2 separate regions of the Homo sapiens genome follow, and region 2 is linked to region 1. Evidence: chromatin loops called from intact Hi-C (ENCODE). Cell type or tissue: ascending aorta. All regions are shown on one strand. Links, peaks and the distances in the headings refer to the core of each region. The heading gives the core; the rest is flanking DNA. Region 1 has its middle 33 kb from the start of TASP1. Region 2 overlaps TASP1 (taspase 1).

Region 1 (12,373 bases), core at 1,617-9,616:
AGCTTGGTTATCTTGGATCATTGCCATCTCTAATCACTGTGGCTCGGGAAAGGGAAGCTCTGATTGGCCAGGCCTGTGTGCCCAAAATTCCCCAATTGAGCCAGGGTGGACTGGGCACATTCACTAAAAGCAGAAATGGTTGATTCCTCAAAGAACTGCTACCAGAAGTTTGGAGGGAACACTGGGAGGCCAGAAACCATGAAAAATAGGTGGAAAGATCTGAATCTCAAAGCAGATTTCATCTCCCTTAGGCAGTAGCTAAGAAGGAGACTCATGATTTTGTACTAAAATTTTAATAGAAAGAAAACCCCACGAAATAGGTTAATAGGTGACACTAAGAGAAGCAGGAAAGCATCCAAGCAAAAAATCAAAGGCTGAAGCATTTGTACCCAATTCCCTGTTTTAGGACTCCATATTGAGAGCTCAAAAGCAGACAGTTCCAAGCTCTATTCTACCACTGTTTCTGTTATCTATTGCAATTTATTACAAACCACCACAAAACTTAGTGGTTTAAAACAATAAACTTGTTATTATACTTATGTTTCTGTATGTTGAGTAGCCTTAGCTGGGCAGTTCCTCTGGTCTGGCTTGGTTTACAGTGAGATGTGGCTAAGACTGGAGCCATCTGGAAATTCAGCCTGGGATGCTGAGCAGCTGCATCTCTTTCCCTGTTGTCTCAGGGCCTCTCCTCTAGGAGCCAGATTTCTTTCTTTCTTTTCCTTTTTTTTTTTTGAGACGGAGTTTCGCTCTTGTTATCCAGGCTATAGTGCAATGGCACGATATTGGCTCACCGCAACCTCCACCTCCTGAGTTCAAGTGATTCTCCTGCCTCAGCCTCCTGAGTAGCTGGGATTACTGGCATGTGCCACCACGCCCGGTTAATTTTGTATTTTTAGTAGAGATGGGGTTTCTCCAAGTTGGTTAGGCTGGTCTCAAACTCCCAACCTCGTGATCCAACTGCCTCAGCCTCCCAAAGTGCTAGGATTACAGGCGTGAGCCACCGTGCCCGGCCCAGAGTAGCCAGATTTCTTAAATGGTAACTCAAGGCTCCCAAAGGTAGTATTCCCAGAAGGAGACAGTGGGAATTGCCAGTTGTCTTAAAGGCCAGGCCTGCAGTGTTATTTATGTTCATTCTATTGGCTGACACAAGTCCCAGGCCAGCCTAGATTTAATGTGAGAATGGGGAATGGTAGCCATGGCTACCAGGAATGGCTCATTAGGGGTCACTCTTGGAGACAGCTGCTACAATCACATCATGTGAGACCCAGGGTGTTCAGTCTAGGCCAAACTTGCCCAAAATGTGTCTGCAGAACACTAGCCTCACAAAATGTTCATGAAAGAAAAAGTATTGCAATGTCAATAAATTTAGAGAATACTATATACTATAAACAATTTTAGAGTATCACTGCTGTCCATTAAACAATAGGGACTTAGAGAAGTCTGCACTAGAATAACTAATTGTTTCATCTGGAGTCTTAATCTAGGTTATTCTAGAAAGCACAGCCCGAGATAAGGGTTTGTGTGAAAGTAGTTTTGTTTGGAGACAGGGTCTCGCTCTGCCACCCACGCTGCAGTGCAGTGGCACAATCACAGCTCACTGCAGCCTCGACCTCCCTGGCTCAAGAGATCCTCCCACCTCAGCCCACACCCCCAAGTAGCTGGGACTGCAGGAACATGCCACCACACCCAGCTCATTCTTTAATTCTTTAGATAGTGTCTTACTATGTTGCCCAGGCTGGTCTCAAACTCCTGTGCTCAAGTTCTCCCACTTTGGCCTCCTAAAGTGCTGGGATTACAGATATGGCCTGATCTGGTTTTTGTTTTTGTTTTTTTGAGATAGGGTCTGACTGTCACCCAGGCTGGAGTGCAGTAGCAAGATCTCATTTTGCTGCAATCTCTGCCGCCTGGGCTCAAGTGATCCTCCCACCTCAGCCTCACAAGTAGCTAAGACTATAGGCGTGCACCACCACACCAGGCTAATTTTTGTATTTTGGTAGAGACAGGGTTTCACCATGTTGCCCAGGCTGGTCTCAAATTCCTGGACTCAAGTGATCCATGTGCCTTGATGTCTCAAAGTGCTGGGATTACAGGTGTGAGCCACCATGCCTGGCCCTATATTTATTTATTTATTTAAAGACAGAGTCTTATTCTGTTGCCTAGGCTGTAGTCCAGTGGCACAATCTTGGCTCACTGCAATCTCCACCTCCCAGGTTCAAGCAATTGTCCTGCCTCAGCCTCCCTAGTAGCTGGGATTACAGGCGTGTGCCACCACGCCCAGCTAATTATTGTATTTTTAGTAGAGACAGGGCTTCACCAAGTTGGACCAGGCTGGTCTTGAACTCCTGACCTCAGGTGATCTGCCCACCTCGGCCTCCCAAAGTGCTGGAATTACAGGCATGAGCCACTGTGCCCGGATGTTTTGTTTTTAAAGTGATCCTGAGGAGCAGGAACAGCAGAAAAGAGAAAGAAAAAATAAGCCAATCCAAGGGTGTGCTATTGAGTCAATAACCACTGTAGGGCTCTACATGGATAGTGCTCCATGGAGGAGCTGTGTAGAAGGCACCTCAGAATTTCTACCTGAGAGAAATTTTCTTTCTTTTCCTTCCTTCCTTCCTTCCTTCCTTTCTCTCTCTCTGTCTCTTTCTTCCTTTCTCTTTCTCTTTTTTTCTTTCTTTCTTTCTTTCTCTTTCTTTCTTTCCTTCCTTCCTTCCTTCCTTCCTTCCTTCCTTCCTTCCTTCCTTCCTTCCTTCCTTCCTTCCTTCTTTCTTTCTCTTTCTTTCTTTCTTTCTTTCTTTCTTTCTTTCTTTCTTTCTTTCTTTCTTTCTTTCTTTCTTTCTTTCTTTCTCCTTCCTTCCTTCTGTCTTTCTCTCTCTGTCTTCCTTTCTTTTCTTTTTCTTTTTTTTTTTTTCCGAGATGGAATTTTGCTCTTGTCGCCCAGGCTGGAGTGCAGTGGTGCGGTCTTTGCTCACTGCAACCTCCACCTCCCAGGTTCAAGCAATTCTCCTGCCTCAGCCTCCTGAGTAGCTGGGATTACAGGTGCCCACCACCACACACCTGGCTAATGTTTTGTATTTTTAGTAGAGATGGGGTTCCGCCATGTTGGTCAGGCTGGTCTCAAATGCCTGACCTCAGGTGATTTGCCTGCCTTGGCCCCCAAAGTGCTGGGGTTACAGGCATGAGCCACCGACTGCACCCAGATGAGAAATTGTTTTCATTGGCTCCATCCCACATTTATCAAAGCTTTCCCCTTAGATGTTACCTCTTTCACGTGTCCAGGATTGTACATGCATTAGAAGCACTCAACAGACTCCTGAAGGCATCCCAGCCTGCAGTGACAAAGAAGCCCTGAGGCAGAAAACAGGAGGAGCATAGTATGGCTGAGATGAGGTCCATGGCTAGTTGCCACAGCAATGGCTGGAGTAAAACTATGGGCTGAGGAGATGTGGCCTGAGGCACAGGTATGTTTGATGGGAGGTAACATTTCTCAAACTTGTCTGCTTGAGGACCCATATTTCAAATGGGGCCTATCATTATTCCATGTTGCACAGAACACACTTGTGGGTGCATAGGTCTAAATGCCCACCAAAGACAGTGTTATACTAAAGCAATACAGACCACCTTCTCCCAGTTTTCATGCCTAATTTCTTCCAGACTGTGTTCTTTCTGACCTTCCTGCTGAGTCCATCTTAGCATTGAGCATCCATTGGAACACATGGGCACAGAATCTCCTGCCCCATATATACACTTCTCTGCAATTCCACCACTAAGGATTCTAGCCTGTGGGGACATAGTTAATTGTCTACATATGTATTAGTCCATTTTCATGCTGCTGATAAAGACATACCGGAGACTGGGCAATTTACAAAAGAGAAAGGTTTAATGGACTTATAGTTCCACATGGCTGGGGAGGCCTCACAATCATGGTGGAAGGTGAAAGGCATATCTCACATGGCAGCAGACAAGAGGAGAGAGCTTGTGCAGGGAAACTCCCTTTTTTAAAACCATTAGATCTCAGCCGGGCACGGTGGCTCACACCTGTAATCCCAGCACTTTGGGAGGCCGGGGTGGGCAGATCACAAGGTCAGGAGATTGAGACCATCCTGGCTAACATGGTGAAAGCCCATCTCTACTAAAAATACAAAAAATTAGCCGGGCGTGGTGGCGGGTGCCTGTAGTCCCAGCTACTCGGGAGGCTGAGGCAGGAGAATGATGTGAACCCAGGAGGCAGAGCTTGCAGTGAGCCGAGATCGCACCACTGAACTCCAGCCTGGGTGACAGAGCGAGACTCCATCTCAAAAAATAAAAAAAAAAAACAAAACCATTAGATGTCATGAGACTTATTCACTATCATGAGAGCAACATGGGAAAGACTCACCCCCATGATTTAATTACCTCTCACTGGGTCTCTCTCACAACATGTGGGAATTCAAGATGAGATTTGCGTGGGGACACAGCCAAACCATATCAATATAGCATCCATTTCTCCTTTTCGCTTCCTAACAGCACCCCATATGTGATTTGGGTGACAGTGGTTCTATTCTTGGCTCAGGAGAGCAGGTGGTTTAAGGCAATTACTGCATTTCATCTGGGGGCCCTAGTGACTGGGTTATGATGTTCTGGATGTGGATGAGAGGGCATGTTACCCCAGTTTTATTGATAACCACCTTGTGACCATATAGAAAGCCATCCCTGAGGTGAAGCCAACACTGTGGCAGGTAAAGTTAAGGTTGAAAGACTTAGGGGGACCTGGGTCAACATTTGCCTGAAGTTCAACTTACCGCCAGATTTCTCAGTTATGTATGCCAATAAATCTTCTTTGTGGCTTAAGCCATTTGAGTTCATTTTTCTGGGTTTTTTTTTTTGTAATTGATTGCACACTACTTGATTGCTTTGAAAAGGATAACTACATTTCAGACTCATATAGGCCTCAAAAGATCAGTGGCATGAGGCCTCATTTTTCAGTATGTTCCTAAACTATAGAAGAAATAAGTATTTATTTGGCATAATTTCACTATTTTTCCCCTGAGCATACATTTTCTCACAAGTGTAGAACCTCAATACCCTTCCAGAAATCTGGTCAGAGGTGTGTGAGAGGTCATTTTCTAAGAAGAGATATCTCAAACTGAAAGATAGTCTACAAAATAACTGGCCCGAAATAACTGACTTTTAGAAGTGCCAAGGTCATGAAAAATGAAGGATTGAGTAATAGCCCTAAATTAAAGCGTCTAAAGAGACATAACAACTGAATGCAACACGTGATACTCAATGGGATCTGGGACCAGAAAAGGGAGATTAGCAGGACAACTAGTGAAATTGGAATAAAGTTTATCACTTAGGTAATAGTAATGAATCAATTAATGTTAATTTTCTGATTTTGGTAACTGATTAACTAGTTACATAAGTTGTTAACTTTGGGGGAGCTTGGTGAAGGCTGTACGAGCATCTTGGTACTATTTTTGTGATTTTTTGAGAGTTGGAAATTCAATTGAAAAATAAAGTACAGGGTTAGAGCGGCCCTTTTTTAATGCATTGATTAGAATTTCCACTGCTATGATATCTTACAAATACAGAGAGAATGTGGGTCTCTAAGACTTCTCTGGCAATCCATTCATTAGCAAGACTCAGAATTCACAGGTCTGCCCTGGAAGACACTAAGCTGAAGGCAAATCTATATTTTTCATGCCTTATTAAGGAGATCTGACTTGGTCTTGGAAGAATGCAAAAAATGTTTTGTTATGGGAGTAAGACATATGTCAATCCAGAAAATTTTTTAAGAGCAGGCAATTTTTCAAATAAGACTTTTAGTCTCAGATTAGAGAGGAAAAGGATTTGGCAGAGAAACGCTGAGGAGACTCATCTGAGTGGGTTGTTTTGGCAGCCATGAGTGAGTTGTAAGCCAGCATTTAGAATGGGTGAGTCTGGAAAGTAGATTTGGTGGAAAAAGAGGATGATTCATTCACCAATAATAATAGTAATAAATACTGCTGACAAGGTACTTTTAATTAGCAAATGGAAAATAAGCTCAAGACACATACACCAAGTCCCTTAGAAGTGAGGTCAGAACAAATTCTCTTCAAAAAATGGGAACATTTGTAGTAGCTCCTGTTCCTGGAATTTATTGACAGGTTTTTTTTTTTTTTGCAATGTGGGAGATATGTTCTCCTCTCTTTCAGAGGAAATCCAATTGCTTCCCCATTGAGTTAATATGAAGATTATTCTGGAATGTATCAAAAGAGCACTGCACAGTATATTTCTTTCTTTCTCCAAGTACAAAGAAGTATCCGAAGTTTTATTTTTCAGAATCATTAGCTGATTCATATTCTGTAATCGGAAAAAGAGGCCAGAACAAAATTCTGGGAAGTGAGCTCAATCAAAACCCTTAATTTGGAAACTTGTTTGGAGAATTTCCTGCCCCAGAAAGAGCCATTGCCTGGGGTGGAGGGGATGTCACTCTCAGGACACTGGGGGAGAAGGGTTAAAGTTCTGTCCATAAAACCTTGAATTTCTTAATCAGAAGTGAGGCATCCTATCTTCCATAGGATCATTTCTGATTACCTTTTTCTACCTTCTAACAACAAATTCCCTAAAATTTCCTCTTCTATTCCTTTTGTTATCTCCCTTTTTTCTTTGTCATCTTCAGCCTTCTTTGATCCCATCTGTAGAGTTTCATTTTGTATGATTCTAAGGAATAAGATGTTGGGAAAAGAAAGAAAAGAAAAGAAGAAAGAAGAAGGAGGAAGAGGAGGAGAAGGAAGAAAGGAAAGAAGGAAGGAAGGAAAGAGACAGCAGACAATAAGCATTAAAAGTCTTCCTTCCCTTGAGGCTTTGTAGATCCTCCAACTCCAGCTTCAGGTCCCATCCAGAGTTTGGTATAACCACAAAAAATCATTATCATTTGATCATTCTCCTGTGAGCCAATGCTGATTTCCAACCTGTTTCCACCCATTGGTCCTTCTTTTATACCCTGGAGGACCTGGGGCTGATTGGATTATTGTTTCTGATTCTTCACTGTTTAAAATAGAATTTTTTGCCAAGTAACTTTCCAATGCCTCTCAGCAAAATATAGGCAGGAACTTCTGCTTTAAGGTCTGACATGTTAGGATCTTAGAAGTCACCACTCTGTCCCAACAGCAAGTAAAAAGCTGAACAGAATGAAAAATCAATAACTCTTCATAGATATATCAGAAAAGTGAGGTCACAGGGCAAGCAGCTGCCCCCAGAACTGAGGAGATAGATAGGCAGATACGGAGAATCACAATTTACAGGGGCAGAAAACTTAGCTGGCACCAGTACTAGGATGGGAAAATCTGAACTGTAATTGATGAATTGCTGGAGGCTCAGTGTGGACAACTCTGAGATTCCAGGGTCCCCCGGAGTTTAACAGGGTGGGGGACTCACAGTTTTGTGAGGGGGCGGGGGACCCATGGTTTTGTGAGTTTTATCTACTGAGTCTCTACAAGGTGTGAATCTTAGAGAAAAAACCCCTTGTGCTTCTGGCAGGTGGAGGAGAATAGAAACCATTTTAAAATACACCAGAGAATTCTGTTCTTTCTAAACAGGCCTGCTCTCAAAATAAATGATTTTATTAGAGTTCAACCTTCTGGGGCTTCATCAGAGCCTAATCTACCTGAGACAGGGGAAATACCCAGCTTCAGCTAGCTCCAGCCATCCTGTCCCACCTAAGGGGGGAGGGGTCCTGAGAAGCACTGTTGAAGTTCACAGTCTGGGGCACAGGCTCACCACAAGACTGAGACCTAATCAAAGGATATAGAGCTTCCCCTCCCCCAACAACTCATCACATTAGTAAAGTTCCATTTATTGCAGTTCTTCTTAACCAGTGCATCATATTTACCTTTCAACAAAAAATTACAAGACATACTAAAAAACAAAAACACAGTTTGAAGAGACTGAATATCAGAACCAGAATCTGATATGGCAGAATTTTAGAATTATCAGACTGGGAATTGTTAAAACACTGATGAATATGCTAAGGGCTCTAATGGAAAAAGTAGACAACATACAAGAACAGATGGATAATGTAAGCAGAAAGATGAAAATTCTAAGAAAGAATAAAAAAAACTTCTAGGCCAGGCGAGGTGGCTCATGCCTGTAATTCCAGCACTTTGGGAGGCTGAGGCAGGTGGATCACCTGAGGTCAGGGGTTCGAGACCAGCCTGGCTAACATGGTGAAACCCCATTTCCACTAAAAACACAAAAAATTAGCTGGATGTGGTGGCACATGCCTGTAATCCTAGCTACTCAGGAGGCTGAGGCAGGAGAATCGCTTGAACCCGGGAGACAGAGGTTGCAGTGAGCCAAGAGATTGTTCCATTGCACTCCAGCTTGGGCAACAAGAGTGAAACCCCAAACTCTTGAAAAGAACTTCTACATATCAAAAGCACTAAAACAGAAATGAAGAATACCTTTGATGGGCTCATTAGTAGACTGGACGTGGCTGAGGTAATAATCTGTAACATTGAGAATATCTGAGTAGAAACCTCCAAAACTAAAAAGCAAACAGAAAAAAGACTGGAAAACAAACAAACAAACAAACAAACAAACACAGAACAGAATATCTGAGAACTGTGGGGCTACTACAAGTGATGCAACATACATGTAATGGGAATACCAGAAGAAGAAAAAAGAAAAAGGAATAGACACAATATTTGAAGCAATAATCACTGAGAATTTTCCTAAACTTACGCCAGACACCAAACCACAGATTGAGGGATCTCAGAGAACACCTAGCAGGATAAAAGCCCCTCCCATCCCCCCCCCAAAAAAAAGAAAGAAAAAGAAAACAAAAACCAAGAAAACCCCTATACCTAGGAATATCATATTCAAACTTTAGAAAATCAAATATACAGGAAAAATCTTGAAAGATGCCAGAGGAAAAAACACATTTTACCCACAAAGAAGCAAAGATAAGAATTACATCTGACGTCTAAGAAACCATACAAACCAGAAGAGTAGAATAAAACATTAAAACTGCTGAGAAAAGAAACACCAACCTAAAATTCTGTACTCTGAAATTATCCTTCAAAAGTGAAGGAGAAATAGAGTGTCTTAGAAAAACAAAAATTGAGAGAACTTGTTGCTAATAGCTCAGCCTTGCAAGAAATACTAAAATAAGCTGTTTAAGCTGGGCGCGGTGACTCACGCCTATGTTCCCAGCACTTCGGGAGGCCAAGGCAGGCAGATCACCTGAGGTCAGGAGTTAAAGGCCAACCTGGCCAACATAGTGAAACCTCCATCTCTACTTAAAATACAAAAAAATTACCCAGGCATGGTGGTGCATGTCTGTAATCCCAGCTACTTGGGAGGCTGAGGCAGGAGAATCGCTTGAACCCGGGAGGCAGAGGTTGCAGTGAGCCGAGATCATGCCATTGCACCCAAGCCTGGACAACAGAGTGAGACACCATCTCAAAAAAAAAAAAAAAAAAAAAAAAGACCATTATGGATCAAAAAACAAGACACAACTACAGATAGTCCCCAATTTATGATGGTTCAACTTACAATTTTTTGACTTTACGATGATGTGAAAGTGATATGCACTCAGTAGAAACTGTACTTCAAATTCCTGTATAAACCACTCTATCTTTTGCTTTCAGTACAGTCTTCAATAAATTACATGAGATATTCCACACATTATTATAAAATAGGCTTTGTATTAGATTATTTTGCTCAACTGTAGGCTAATTTTTAAGGTAGGCTAAGCTATGAGATTTTGTAGGTTGGATGTATTAAATGCATTTTTGACTTACGATAAACTATTCTGGGTTTATCAAGACATAACCTCATCATAAGTTGAGGAACACCTGTATATGTTGTCCACAAGAAACCCATTTAGAATATAAAGACACATATAGATTAAAAGTAAAGAGATGGAAAAAGATATGCTATGCTAGCATTAATCATAAAAAATGGGAATAGGCCAGATGCAGTGGCTCACACCTGTAATCCCAGCACTTTGGGAGGCCGAGGTGGGTGGATCACACGGTCAAGAGATGGAGGCCAACATGGTGAAACCTTGCTCTACTAAAATTACAAAAATTAGCTGGGCATGGTGGCTGGACGTCTGTAGTCCCAGCTACTTGGGAGGCCGAGGCAGGAAAATCACTTGAACCCGGAAGGCGGAGGTTGCGGTGAGTCAAGATCATGCCACTGCACTCCAGCCTGGCGACAGAGCAAGACTCCATCTAAAAAAAAAAAAAAGTGGGAATAACTATATTAATTTCAGACAGAGCAGATTTCAGAGCAAGGAAAGTTATCAAAGATAAAGAGGGGTACTACACAATGATAAAAGGTGAATACACCAAGAAGACAAACCAGTCCTTAATGTGTATGAACCTAATAACAGAGCATCAAAATATGTGAGGCAAAAACTGATAGAACAGCAAGGAAATAGATGAATCCACTATTACAGTTGGAGGCTCCAACATCCCTCCATCATAAATAAACAGATTCAACAGGCAGAAAATCAATAAGGACTTAGTTGAACTGAACAGCACCATCAATGAACTGGATATAGTTGACCTCTATAGGTTAATTTATCCAACAATTGTAGATTACATATTTTTTTACAGGTTCAAATGGAGCATTCACCAAGATAAACCACATTCTGGGCCATAAAACTTACATTAAAAAATGTAAAAAAAAATAAATTATGCAATGTTTATTCTCAAACTACAATGAAATTAAAACAGAAATTAAAAAAAAACACAGAAACATAAAAATATAAAAAACACTTGAAAAAACACAGGAAAGTTCAGGCACGGTGGCTGACGCCTGTAATCCCAGCACTTTGGGAGGCCGAGGTGAGTGGATCACTTGAGGTCAGGAGTTTGAGACCAGCCTGGCCAACATGGTGAAACACCGTCTCTACTAAAAATACAAAAATTAGTCAGGCATGGTGGCATGCACCTGTAGTCTCAGCTACTCGGGAGGCTGAGGCAGGAGAATCTCTTGAACCTGGGAGGCAGAGGTTGCAGTGAGCTGAGATCATGCCACTGCACTCCACCCTGGGCAACAGAACAAGACTCTGTCTCAAAAAAGAAAAAAAAAGAAAGAAAAAGAAAAAAGAAAAAAAACGAAGGAAAATAAAAGAACACTTGAAGATTTAATAACACACTTTTAGGTCAAAGAGGAATCCTCAAGAGAAATTTTAAAATATTTTGAACTAAATTAAAATACAACTTTTTTTTTTCTTTTGAGATGGAGTCACCCAGGCTGGAGTGCAGTGGCACAATCTCAGCTCACTGCAACCTCCGCCTCCTGGGTTCAAGCGATTCTCCTGCCTCAGCCTCCCGAGTATCTGGGATTACAGGCACCTGCCACCACGTCCAGCTAATTTTTGTATTTTTAGTATAGATGGGGTTTATCCATGTTGATCAGGCTGGTCTCGAACTCCTGACCTCAGGTGATCCGCCCGCCTCGGCCTCCCAAAGTGCTAGGATTACACGCATGAGCCACCACGCTTGGCCAAAAATACAACTTATAAAAGTTTTCAGGACGCAGTGAAGGCAGTACTTGGAGGGAAATTTATATCATTAAATGAATATATTTGAAAAGAAGGATCTTAAATCAGTCATCCAAGCTTCCACTTTAGGAAACTACAAAAATAAGAGCAATTGAATCCACAGTAACCAGTAGAATAGACAGAATGTATACCTTATCTCATTTGTCTTTGAACTTGGCCATGTAATTCACTTTAAACAACGGAATGTCATCAGATATATGAGCAGAGGTTGTAAGTGTGCTTGTGTGGTTTGGCGTGGCCTCTCGTGCTTTTGCCATCTTCATAAGTGTGCCCTTAGTAGCTGCTCTTTCTAGAATGAAAGACATTTGGAGCAGTCGTAAACCGGATCTTCCATCTGGAGCCAAGCCCAGCCAACTCACAACCTGAAGCAGAACTTCCCCAGCCAGCCTGAAGACCTATGATTGAGGAAAATAAGTGTCATTACAAGCCACTGAAATCTGTTTATGTATTTAGCTTGTTATACAGCATTATTTCAACAATAGCTGGCCTCTTGTCTTTATATTCCCAGTAATGAACACGTTTTTTAGTTTTACCTCTAAAATTTACCATTGCGCAAATTTTGGTGGGAGGAAGTCCTCTCAGACCCTTCCCCTTCCCAATAGCAATATCAGTCATGTGATCTGATTCAACCAATCAGGTGCTGTCTTCTCCCAAAACCTTGAATCTGGAACAAATGATACAGACATGAGGGGACAGTTAGAATTCATTTATTTGGTGGTAGCAAGAAGTATCCAGTGGGAATGACAGCATAACCAGACTCTTCCTGGGGTAAGATTTTTATTACAATTTTGCAAGTCTAGCCTTCATTGGTTGTGGCCCATTTTCCAGCCATAT
Region 2 (12,373 bases), core at 2,837-10,836, 63 kb after region 1:
CTACCTAAAGCCATATATGGTAGCGTGGTGTAGTTAGTGGAAATCCTGTGTTTTGACTACGTGGAAACAATTTAGACTTTTGGATTTTTGAGTGTAAAATGTCTTCTAGTCCTATATTAATAGGAATATTACACAAAAGGGATTTAATTAGATTCATTGGTCCTAGGATTTATAGTGTTGTGATTTTTGAATGATTGTGTGTGTGTGTGTGTATGTGTATTTGTGTTTGTTTGGATCTGTGTCATTTGCGGCATCAGGTTTATACCTTAACATCTACTGTTTTTGTCTGTTTTGCTCTTGGTAATGAAGGATGTAGGCTAATAAGATTTTTCTATGTTTGGAAAATCACAGGCTGGTATGATGGTGTTTAATTTCAAAGACTACCTTTTGATTTTAAGTTTTTTTTCCATCTCTCAAACCCGCCCCTTTATTCAGAATCTGGAAAAGAATGAGGAAGAAACTTAAGTTACATAATTTTTAAGATTCTCGGCCTGGCACAGTTGCTCACACCTGTAATCCCAGCACTTTGGGAGGCCGAGACGGGCGGATCACGAGGTCAGGAGATCAAGACCATCCTGGCTAACACGGTGAAACCCCGTCTCTACTAAAAATACAAAAAATTAGCTGGGTGTAGTCCGGGTGCCTGTAGTCCCAGCTACTCGGGAGGCTGAGGCATGAGAATGGCATGAACCCAGGAGGTGGAGCTTGCAGTGAGCTGAGATTGTGCCACTGCACTCCAGCCTGGGTGACAGAGCAAGACTGTGTCTCAAAAAAAAAAAAAAAAAAAACCAGATTCTCATCAAGATTCTAAATCTTGCTCTCCTCTCTCTCTTTCTTTCATGTGTTCATTACCTAAGTGTTAGAATAATGAAGGATTGTACCTCACTATAGAAATCAGCTTAAAGCTGAATCTTAGACATTTGACAGAAGTTCTTTGGCCATTCCCATTGCCAGGTAGTTTTTACTGGCAGTCATTCTCACTCAGGGTCCAGCCTCCTGCATGGTGTACACATTTCCTGACAGTTCATGACACACATGTACTGTAACACAGGACATCAACACTATAACACATTCAGAGTGGGGAATTTATTTATGTTTCCCTTTTCTGGAGTATGTGCAAATGTAAGCAACGTTTTCTAGTGGGTTGGAAGTCTTTTTATTAAAAAAAGCTTAGTAGAGGACTTAAAAGTTACTAGTATCCCTCTTTCCTCTCCAGTTCTGACCATGTCATTTGATAAAAGGATGGTTTAAATTATTATAATTCCATGGTCTGTTAGGTTCTTCTTGAGTGATGTTTCCATATTATTGTCAATATGGTTAAAAGGTATAATTATTTAGGTTGAAGGGAAGTATAAGTGGCTGCCAAATTTGGTAGTACTGGAGAAACAGCTACATTTGTCTTTTCTGTTTTAGCTCATGTGGAAAGGACAATTTCAGGTACTGTGTGTGCTAACTAACCTCTTCCTGGACATCATAAAGAATCCAACTAAAACAAAGTTTAAAACTATTTCAAATGTGAAAGTTTATTGAAGCCAATATTCTATTTTAGAGATTTGTGTTATGTTTTTGACAAGTAACTGTACTGTAATTATGTGGCTTTCAATTAAAAAATGTGAAAACTGTTGTGATGTCATTTTTCTGCTTAATTATGTTGTATGTGCCCTTGTAAATTAGGCAGATTAGTAATAGAAAGGAGGTGAGTGCAGATGTGCAGTGCCTTTTTGTGAAAATATTTTAAATAATAAAAATATCTTGAGCTCATAGTGGGCAGTGCAAGAAAAAGTAAAGTTTCCATTTTTGGACAGAATATTTTATGTCAGATTAACAAATGCTCTAATGAACAAATATTAACATTGGTTCAATTTTTTCTGACATTTCCAGAAAAGCTTGGGCACTTAAAGAAGATCATAAAAAGCCTTAGTTTCTACTACGTATGTTGTTGTGTGAGGGTTTTTTTTTTTAAATGAAGTATGTTGTCTTTTGTAAATTGAATAGTTAAAAAAATGAACTGTCACAGATACTAAAACCTGGTATTCAACATACTATGTTTGACTCAAGTGTTCACAGAATGTGATGCAAACAAATGTTCTCTCAACTTACATCCAGGATAGCTAAAATATTACTTTAACACATGTTGAAAGTAGAGTGCTCTATTTGGCTAGATATAATTCCAGGCTGTCTAAGTTGAGTAATTTCCTCAGACATTCCAACTTTGATCAACTGCAGCAAGAACTTTTAGCATGTCTGTAAAGCAGCCAGTGCATCTGTAAATATGTCCTGAGATAGGGAGAAAAGAGAATGCCAAAAAAGAAAGAATACCTTGTTGTTTAGGAGCAGTTTACAGAACAAAAATGGAAAGTTTTTTGTTTCCTTAGGAACTTTTTTTTAAGATAATTGAACCTCTGATTTGCAAGTATGCCCTGAGGTTCTGTATTAATGAATGAAAGATACTTCATTTGGGCCTAATAAAAGTGTTTTGTGGCTAACTCTGCTGAAACTTATTGGTTAAAGTTCATTAATTCTTGAACTTTTTACTCTTTATAAATGTAATATTAATTGGCTGTAGCCAATTGGCTACAGCCTCAAACATAATAATATATAGCTCAGTAATGCATGTCTTAATTGTTTATAATTGGCCAGTATTTGGGTGAAAATGTTCATATGTGACTAAGAATAAGTCTAAGAACAGGCAGCATCACTACAGAAATAATCTCATGTGCCTTTTTTTCAATACATGGATGAAAATAGGCTTTCTGGCTTTAATTTTCAGTGACCCGAAAATGAATTTGCAAATATCTGCTAATTTTCCTATACAAGCATTGACTTAAGAGTGTTTATAATGGCAGATCACCCTCTGCTATATGGGAACTGCATGTTTTCTGTGTTTTCGGCACAACACGTTCATATTCACATGGATATATAACTTCCCTGGAAATATTTTAAGCTGTAGTTAGCAACTACTTGCAAACTGGATATTAAATTGGATGATAAGTCTAGCTTCTTTCTGACCTTGCTTTCTGTAGTCCCATGATAATAAATAATGTGACTTCCAATTAGCTGCAGTTATGAAAATTCTGCTTTTTAGATCAATACTATACCAAAACTTAGAAGGAATTATTAATCCTCTTGTGGCTTCTATGTTGCAGATCTCTATTATTGTCCATATTCTGTAATTATTTTGTCATGGAAAACAAGGTTAACACAGTTAAATTTATTACTAATAAAAAAAGTTTTGCCATAGTTTTACCTTCTTTTCATTGAGCATTTTTTCCAGAACTGAACAAAGTGCAGTATAATTGATAGATTTACATCCTTCAAACCCATCCTCTATATCCTAAAATAAGTGCAGAGAAATGGTGAATGGGCGTGCTGGGAGAGAAGATGGAGGGGCAAGTCCTGGATGTAGTAATTTTAATTTCTTGGGCAGGGTACTTGAACAGATATCTGAGTTGGTTATCTTGTTACTGTTTCTGTGTTTACCAGAGAATTTTTCTTCCGTAAACCCTGTCCATCTGAATGCCAGGATTTCTTCAAAATTTAATACTTATTTTATGTCATGTGCCTACTTTCTTGATCTTGAAGTCGTTAATGTTCATAGTGGGAATGGAAGAGTCAACTTTTCCCTATGTGGGGGCTGGTTATCTGATTTATAGATAGATTCTCATTATCCTATAATTATTTTACCTGATTATATCTTTGCCATTTTTGCATGTTACCTGAACATTATAGCCCCACCTCCCATGCGCTTCTGTGTATGGGGAATGTGTGTGTGTGTGTGTGTGTGTGTGTGTGTGTGTGTTTGCTACAAATTACTAGTTCTAAAAAGGTTATCATGTTTTGTCTTGATAGGCAGTTTACCACTGGGTAAAGTTGTAGATGAAGTTGTCTATACTAATGATATTTGAGAAAAATACCATGATATTTTATTAGTTTTCTGGTATTTGAGAAAAATACCATGACTTCCTGTGGACTCTGAGTAGAAAGCTCATCTGACTCGTTTTGGAGAAGGAAAAAGGTATTACAAATTTTATTTGTTATAATCAGAAGATATGCAGCATTTCTGACCACTAATCTGGCTCTTTTTAGTAAAGGTGAGTTGACACTTGGTAGACTGCAGTACAGGTTACTTCTGTATTGTTTCTTTAAGTAGCAAGAGGTAATTCAATATTTTAAATATTTAAGCATGATAATAAAATTTGTTGTTAGGACTGTCATTTGTGTCAAAGAGCTATTTTGCCTGAAACCTGTATTGTATGGAAAACTGAAGATTTACGCAAGCTTAGATTTTGCATCTGAAGAAGCTTGAGACCTTCTTAATCTTACAAAGTGATGTAGGCCAGAGATTGCAAAAGAGACATTTCACAGATGCGTGTTGATTGGCCCATAGACTAGCTTTTAAAAACTGGAATTTGTTGTCAACATGTAAAAATGAGGAGACTAATATAAGCATCTGGACTTCTAAATTATCTTGGCAAAAATGAGATCTGGCCACATGGAGCATGCATTCTCCCAGGGCTACAATCTCCCAGAGCTAAGTGACAGCTGGTTCTTTTGAGTGTAGGAGCTTTTGTAGCACTGTATATCATTTTAAGGTATAGCTGGAAATAAGTCTTGGACAGAGATTATTAGCTTTTGTCTTGTTGCAAGGGCCAGGGAAATGAATGTATGGTTTAATGGTCATTAATTTAATGGTCTAGAGGCTGCGAATTGTTGTAATAGGGATTTCTACCAAACTAATAGTAAAGCCGGAATGAGCTTTGATTTAATTTTTCAGAATAGGAATTGGACTTAAATATTAACTTTTATTTTGAAAATGAGCTTCAAATCAAACTAGACTTTTCAAAAAAATTCCTCATTGAAACAATTTGAACTAATACCAAAGTATATCACTCTAAAATTTTTGACCTGAAGCTAAAGCAGATCAAAAACCTCGGTGACCCAAATAAGGTTGAACCAAATTGTTTATTTACTTTTAGTCCCAGGAGTGAAATATTGTTTTTACTGTTTGTGATGAAGGAACGTACTGAAAGTCCAAGCATACTGCACTGATTTTCACACTTTGTCCTGATAACTTCCTAAAGGATATTTAGCTTCCAACATCATTTATCTTGATTGCATTACATCTTAATGGAAAACATAAGAAAAATTGCTGTTTTGTGGATAATATTTATGGCTGTCTTTGTGATGATTGCCCAGAAAGGTTTCTATGTCTATTTACCATTGACTGTCTCCCATTTTATTAACTTTTCTCCAGTCCATCTAATTTTTTTTCCAGGGTTGAATCCTAGCCCCAGAGTGGTTAGCTTTTGTAGCCTCTCATGGATCATTTGTAGCTTTTTTACTCCCAATATCCTCTGTGCTGTTGCAATAGATGCCTTTACAAGCCCCCTCCAGATGTGGTTCATGGAGAATATGAAGTTAAGCAGCTGACGGAGTTCATTTACACTGGAGTTTCTCAAGGTGAGGGCTGGATTAGAATTGTTGGAGGTAGCTTATTTTAAAAAATGATGATTCCCTAGCTTTCAACTCATGACCTGGACCAGAATCTTTGGGGATGAGAGTCTGGAATTTTAATTCTTTGACTCTTTAAAAAAAAAACTTTGTAAGTTAATTGTGGATACATGCAGGCATAAGAAATAATACTGAGAGATCCTTTGGACCCTTTAATTCACAATGGTAACAGTTTTTAAAAAATTTGCAATCTTATTTTGAAAATTTTATAGTTTCAAAGCTTTCTTGTGTGTATAGTATACATATGGAAAACTATACACATTTATTTTAAGGGGACAGCTTCATGAATTTTTTTCAGAGTGAACATGGCCGGCCTTGTGTCACTAGCACCCAGATCAGCAAACGGAACATTTCTGCCCTCCAGAAGGCCCCTTGTGCCCCCTTCAGTCACCTCAGGGTAACACTGGTCCTGACCTCTATTGCCATATATTAGTCTTGCCTGTTCTAGAACTTCATGTAAATGGAATCATATATTATGTATTCTTTTGTGTCTGCCTTTTTAAATTGAAGTGAAATTCTTAGAATACAAAATGAAGCATTTTAAAATGCATAATCCCATGGCATTAAAATGCTCACAGTGTTGTGCAACTACCACTTTCAGTTCCAAACATTTTTATCTCCCCAAAGGAAACCTCATACTCATCAAGCAGTTGCTCTTCATTCTTTTATCCTTTCCCCCTTGTGGACCACCCATCTGCTTTCTGTCCATGGATTTACCTCTTCTGGATATTTTATATTGATAGAATCATGCCATTTATGTGGCCTTTGCTGTCTGGCTTTTTTCGCTTAGAATAATGTTTTTAAAGTTTGTTCACAGTGTAGCATGTATCAGTACTTCATTTTTTGGAGGAGCAGTATTCAACATTATTCATGTATCTATCACAGTTTGTTTCATTCCAAATCCATTCATTCATTGATGGACATATGGGTTGTTTCTACCTTTTGGCTATTGTGCATAGTGTTGCTATGAATACTCTTGTATAGGTATTTGAGTAACTTTTTTCAGTTCTTTTGGGTATATACCTAGAAGTGAAATTGCTGGGTCATATGGTAATTAATTCTATGTTTAACTTTTTTTTTTTTTTTTTTTTTTGAGACAGAGTTTTGCGCTTGTTGCCCAGGCTGGAGCAATGGCGCCGTCTCAGCTCACTGCAACCTCCGCCTCCCAGGTTCAAGCTATTCTCCTGCCTCAGCCTCCCCAGTAGCTGGGATTATAGGCGCCCACCGCCATGCCCGACTAATTTTTAAAAATATTTTTAGTAGAGATGGGGTTTCACCATGTTGGCCAGGCTGATTTTGAACTCCTGACCTCGAGTGATCTGCCCTCCTTGGCCTCCCAAAGTGCTGGGATTACAGGTGTGAGCCACCGCGCTTGGCCTGTGTTTAACTTTTTGTTGAACCTTTTTCCATGGTAACTGAATGAACCCTTTTTGCATTTCCAGCAGCAATATGCAAGGTTATAATTTTTTCTACATCTTTGTTAGCACTTACTATTTTCTGTTTTTGTCGTCATAACTGTCCTTGTGGATGTGAAGTAAAATCTTTGTAGTTTTGGTTTTCATTTCGCTGATGATCATGATATTGGATATATTAATGTTCCTGTAGCCATTTGTGTATCTTTTTGGTAGAAATGTTTATTTGAGTCTGTTCAAGTTTTTTGCCCATTTTCAAATTGATTTTTTGGGTTGTTATTGAAATTTGGAGCTCTTTATATAGTCTAGATACTAGACTATCGTACTTTTCTATAAGTCTGAAATTATGTCCAAAAAAATGATAAATAAATTGTAACTACTGCTATAGTTTTCTTTTTAATAAAAGCCCTCTGACCATCCCCAGTACTCCTATTGCTTACCTGTTTTATTTTTTCACTCTCGTGTTTACTGCTATCTGACATGTTATCTAATGTATTTAATTTCTTATTGTTTGTCTCCCTTAGCTAGAATTGAGGCTCCATGTAGGTAAGAATGTTTTTCTGTTTCGTTCACTGCTATATCCCCGTGGTTTAGATCAAGGATTGGCCAACTATGGCCAGAAAGCCAAATCTGGCCAGATGCCTGGTTTTGAATGGCCTGCAAACTAAGAATGATTTTCACTTTTTTAAATGGTTGAAACAAAATCAAAAGAAGAATAATATTTCATGACACCAGAGAAGTATATGAAATTCATATCTCAGTATCCATAAATGAAGTTTTATTGGAACACAGCCATGCTTATTCATTTGTGTATTTTCTATTGCTGCTTTTGTGCTACAGTGGCAGAGCTCAGTAGTTGTAGCATTGTCTATGTGGCCCACGAGGCCTGAACTAGTTAATATATCTTGCCCTTTACAGAAAAGATTTGCCTGGTACAATGGTGTCCAATAAATATTTGTTGAATTAATGACTCTTAACCTGTGCTACCACAGAGGAATCTAAATTGGAAATCTTTTAACCATCCAATTCTTGAAAATTTGAGCTTAATTGGCAACTAAACAAAAAAAAATTCCCCAAATGATTTTTTCAGTCAGTAATACAGTTTCATTGGCTTCCATTCATCCTGTAAATGAAAACTGATGTTGGGATACCAGAAAATTAGTAATTCTTAGAATAGTGCTAGCTAAGATAGGCATATTGTACAAGTTTTACTAGTGTTAGTTTGAAAAAGAGTATAATGACATGGAGTACATATCCTGTTTTTGTAACTCTTTTAAAAAGATGCAAGAAAGTTCATTTCGAAAGCTTTTTCCCCACCTTTCTCAGCTTTAGAAGGTTAAAGGTATCTGCTTATCAATGAAGTTAGTAATTAAAATGATTTTTCTTTTTTTTTGAGACAGAGTCTTGCTCTGTCGCCCAGCTGGAGTACGCAGTGGTACAGTCTTGGCTCACTAAAGCCTTTGCCTCCCAGGTTCAAGGTTCAAGTGATTCTCCTGCTTCAGCCTTCTGAGTAGCTGAGATTACAGGCACCTGCCATCACGCCTGGCTAATTTTTGTATTTTTAGTGGAAATGGCATTTCATCATGTTGGCCGGGCTGGTCACAAACTCAATTAAAATGATTTTGATAGGACATTCAATTTTCAACAAGAGTTATATATTCTACTTTATTTCATGTATCTAATGATGTGTTTGTTGAATTTGCACTTGAGCGACAGAGTGTGAGTACTAACATATTAGTAATTTCCTGTTAATGTCTGACTTCTCGTTAAAGGAAGATTGGAAATTGGACAAACATAAATCATTTTATATAAAAATGATTTTATAATGTGCCAGTCTAGTTTTTGTACAATATTTGAAAACTAAATTGTTTGCATCTGTAAGAGCTGTTAATAGAGGTCTCATAATAGATCCTCAGAGATGCAGTATACCCTGGAGCCTTGCAAACAGTTCTTATATTATTTTATGCCTTCAGCAAAGGACATTAAATGGGTAATACAAGTTGTGGTTTATAGTGAAAGAGTAATACTTTGCAGATCTTTGCCTTGGCTTGGGGTTCCAAAATTTCATTAATAGGAAAGGGTTTCCATGTCGTGGTGGGAGAGTAGCTCCTGACTTGCCTGTTGGCCTTTCTGCCCTCTCTTTGCTGGGTTGGTTAGTCAAAGGGCATCTCACTTCTTAAAGCCATGTCTCCTTGAAAAGTTATGAATAAGTTTAAAATATATTTTGGTTTTAGAATTCCATTTTTTAGAAACAGAAAATACTGTTGCCTAAGTTTGTTTAATTTCTCTTGTTTTAATCTTGAAAAGATTAGATTCTTAGCACTCCACTACATTTTCCTGACATTTCTCTATAGGAGCAACCTGTAAGAATTAATAAGTATCAGCTTGCTTAAGGGGTTATAGCTCACAATAATTACTCTGTTTATATCTAGTTATAATTAACTGCTGTTCATTCATTCTGCAAATACTTATTGATTACCTACCTGCCATGTGCCAGGCATTGCCTTACATATTGGGATATAGCACCTAAAGAGACAAATTCTTTTTTTTTTTTTTTTTTTGAGACGGAGTCTCGCTCAGTCGCCCAGGCTGGAGTGCAGTGGCGTGATCTCGGCTCACTGCAAGCTCCGCCTCCTGGGTTCACGCCATTCTACTGCCTTAGCCTCCCGAGTAGCTGGGACTACAGGCGCCCACTACCACGCCCAGCTAATTTTTTGTATTTTTAGTAGATACGGGGTTTCACCGTGTTAGTCAGGATGGTCTCGATCTCCTGACCTCGTGATCTGCCCACTTTAGCCTCCCAAAGTGCTGGGATTACAGGTGTGAGCCACCGCGTCCAGCCTAAAAAGACAAATTCTTATATTTAAGGGTCTTACATTCTATTTGGAGGGGTAGACAAACAAAAATTATGTATACTGTCAGGTAGCGGAAAGTGCCATAAAGAAAAATAAAATAGAGATAAGAGAATGTTGGGAATGGCTGGGGAAATGCTATTCTAGATGAGTCAGTAAGGGGAGCACTCTCTGATAAAGCTGACTTTTGAACAGAGACATGAATGAAATGGGGGAGAAAGCCATGTGAAGATGTTGGGGAAGGGAGTTCTTGTTCAGAGAGAAAAGTACCCACTGTCCCTTCATATTCCACTTCATTCTTCTTTATAATACTAATCACTGTGGGACCTCAGGTATTTATACATACATGTAATGCATCTACACACACACACACACACACGCACGCACACACATGCAGTCTATATTTATGGGCCCTCTTCTTTCACTAGAAATCTCTCACCAAACTCAGCATCTCAAAGGAATGAATGAATAATAGATGCAACAGCCCTGAGGTAGGGGCTTTCTTGATGTGCTCAGAATCGCAGTGTGGGCTGGAGTGTGGTAAGAGAGAAGAATGCGGAGAGTAAGTTGGAAGAGGGAGGGAAGGGTCAGATCATGTAGGGCCTTGTAAATGTTGAAAATTAGGACTTTGGATTTTATTCTAAGTGTGCTAGGAAACCATTGTAGGTTTATGAACAGAGGAGTGACAGAGTCTGACAGATTTTAAAAGGAGCACTGGCTACTTACTGGACATGATTATTAATTACGCAAAATGAGTTACATCAGAAGATCAGATGACCGCTTAAAAAGTTTATGTATATTATTTTAAATTATTTAAATTTATTATTATTTTTTTTTAGAGAAAGGTCTCACTCTGTTGCCCAGGCTGGAGCGCAGTGGTGCAATCATAGCTTACTGCAGCTTAGAGCTCCTGAGCTCAAGCAGTCTCCCTGATCTCCCTCCCGAGCAGCTGGGACTACAGGCATGCACCACCATGCCCAGCTATTTAAAAAAAAATTTTTGGAGAGATGGGGTCCTACTGTGGTGCCCAGGCTGGTCTCAAACCGCCGACCTTGAGTGATCCTCCTGTCTCAGCCTCCAAAAGTGATTTTATTATTTATAAGGGGCAAGTTAGTATATAGGCTGATTAGTTTATGTCAAGTAATAGGTATACTACTTTTTTGTCAGCTTTATTGGAGTATAATTTACATGCAACAAAATTGATCAATGTAAAGTGTACAATTTGATGGGTTTCGACAAATATATACAATTGTGTAACCACCAGTACAATCATGATGTATAACATTTCCATTACTCTCAAATTTCCCTCATACCTATCCACAGTGAATCCTCTCCCTCAGTGGCCCCTGGCAACCATTATCTGCTTTTTGTCACTATAGTTCAGTCTTTTCTAGATTTTATTCTAAATAGAATTATAGAACTTGTGATCTTTTGTGACTGGCTTCTTTAACTCACGTAATGCTTTTGAGATTCACCCATATTGTTGGGTGTATAAGAAATACATATATATATATATATATATATATATGTATTATGTCTTTATGTAGACTTTATGTGAATTTATGTGAACATATGCTTTCATTTCTCACAGATAAAATTCTTAGGAATAGAATTGCTGAGTCTGTGGTGAGTGTATGGTTAACTTTAAAGAAAACTGCTAAACAATTTGCCATTTGTGTTCTCACTAGCAACATATATAATTCATTCAGATTTCCACAGATCTGCAGTTTTGCCAATACTTAGTTTTGTCAATCTTTTAAATTTTAGTCATTTTAGTGGTTATATAATGGTATCTGGTGGTTTTAATTTGCATTTCCCTAATGGCTACTGTTAATGAAAAAATTATTTATGACCCGTGTGAAAGGTGGTAAGGCAGACTTTATTCAAGGGAGGAACTATTGTGATAGCTGTAGGAACCACTGCTGTATTAGTTGCTTTCGCATTGCTATAAAGGAATACCTGAGGCTGGATAATTTATAAAGAAAAGAGGTTTATTTGGCTCTTGGCTCTGCAGGCTATACAAGCATGACACCAGCATCAGCTCAGCTTCTGGTGAGACCTCAGGAAGTTTAAAATAATGGTAGGAGACAAAGGAGGAGTCGGTATATCACATGGTGAGAGAGGGAGCAAGAAAGAGAGGGAAGAGGTGGCAGGCTCTTTTAAACAACCAGATCTCACATGGACTCATACAGTGAAAACTTACTAATTACTGTGAGAACAGCACCAAGCCATTCTATGAAGTATCCGCCCCCATGACCCAGATACCTCCTACTAGGCCCACCTCCAACGTTGGAGGTCACATTTCAGTACGAGATTTGAAGGAGACAAAACATCCAGACCATGTCAACTGCTATGGGATTTTGCAGTGAGGGAGAGAGATTGGGTTCAACTCTGAATACAGCATGGACAAGTGACAATTTATAGCTAAAAAACTGGGTAGGAGTCAGTGGATGGAAAATTACTAACAGGAAACATCACAGGTAAGGGGAGATTCTAGCTAAATCGGCCTAACAGAATTCTTGCTGGAGACAGACCACAGTGATCAGATGTCACTTGGGGGATGGTGGAGAATGAGGAATCTGATTAAATATTGAGGGT

What was found. A loop is a pair of places that touch in the nucleus more often than their neighbours do. Peaks named below come from ENCODE experiments on the same cell type or tissue, not always from the same donor. Only the 100,000 strongest peaks of a DNase experiment are listed, where the experiment ranks them.
Region 2: a loop joins it to region 1, with 1.9 times the contacts of the local background. A loop is called at or near these places in 6 of 110 quality-filtered maps.

The regions. Positions count from the first base shown.
Region 1 is chr20:13,665,696-13,678,068 of GRCh38, reverse strand. No RefSeq gene overlaps it. Among named protein-coding and RNA genes, the nearest start is that of TASP1, 33 kb to the right of the region's middle. In ascending aorta, for the core only: no CTCF peak of the experiment used is centred there; DNase peaks (open chromatin) are centred at 5,878 and 9,167; H3K27ac peaks cover 5,371 bases.
Region 2 is chr20:13,603,918-13,616,290 of GRCh38, reverse strand. All of the region lies in intron 4 of TASP1 (taspase 1), which reads left to right. Among named protein-coding and RNA genes, the nearest start is that of TASP1, 29 kb to the left of the region's middle. In ascending aorta, for the core only: a CTCF peak has its summit at 5,891 (motif pointing left); no DNase peak of the experiment used is centred there.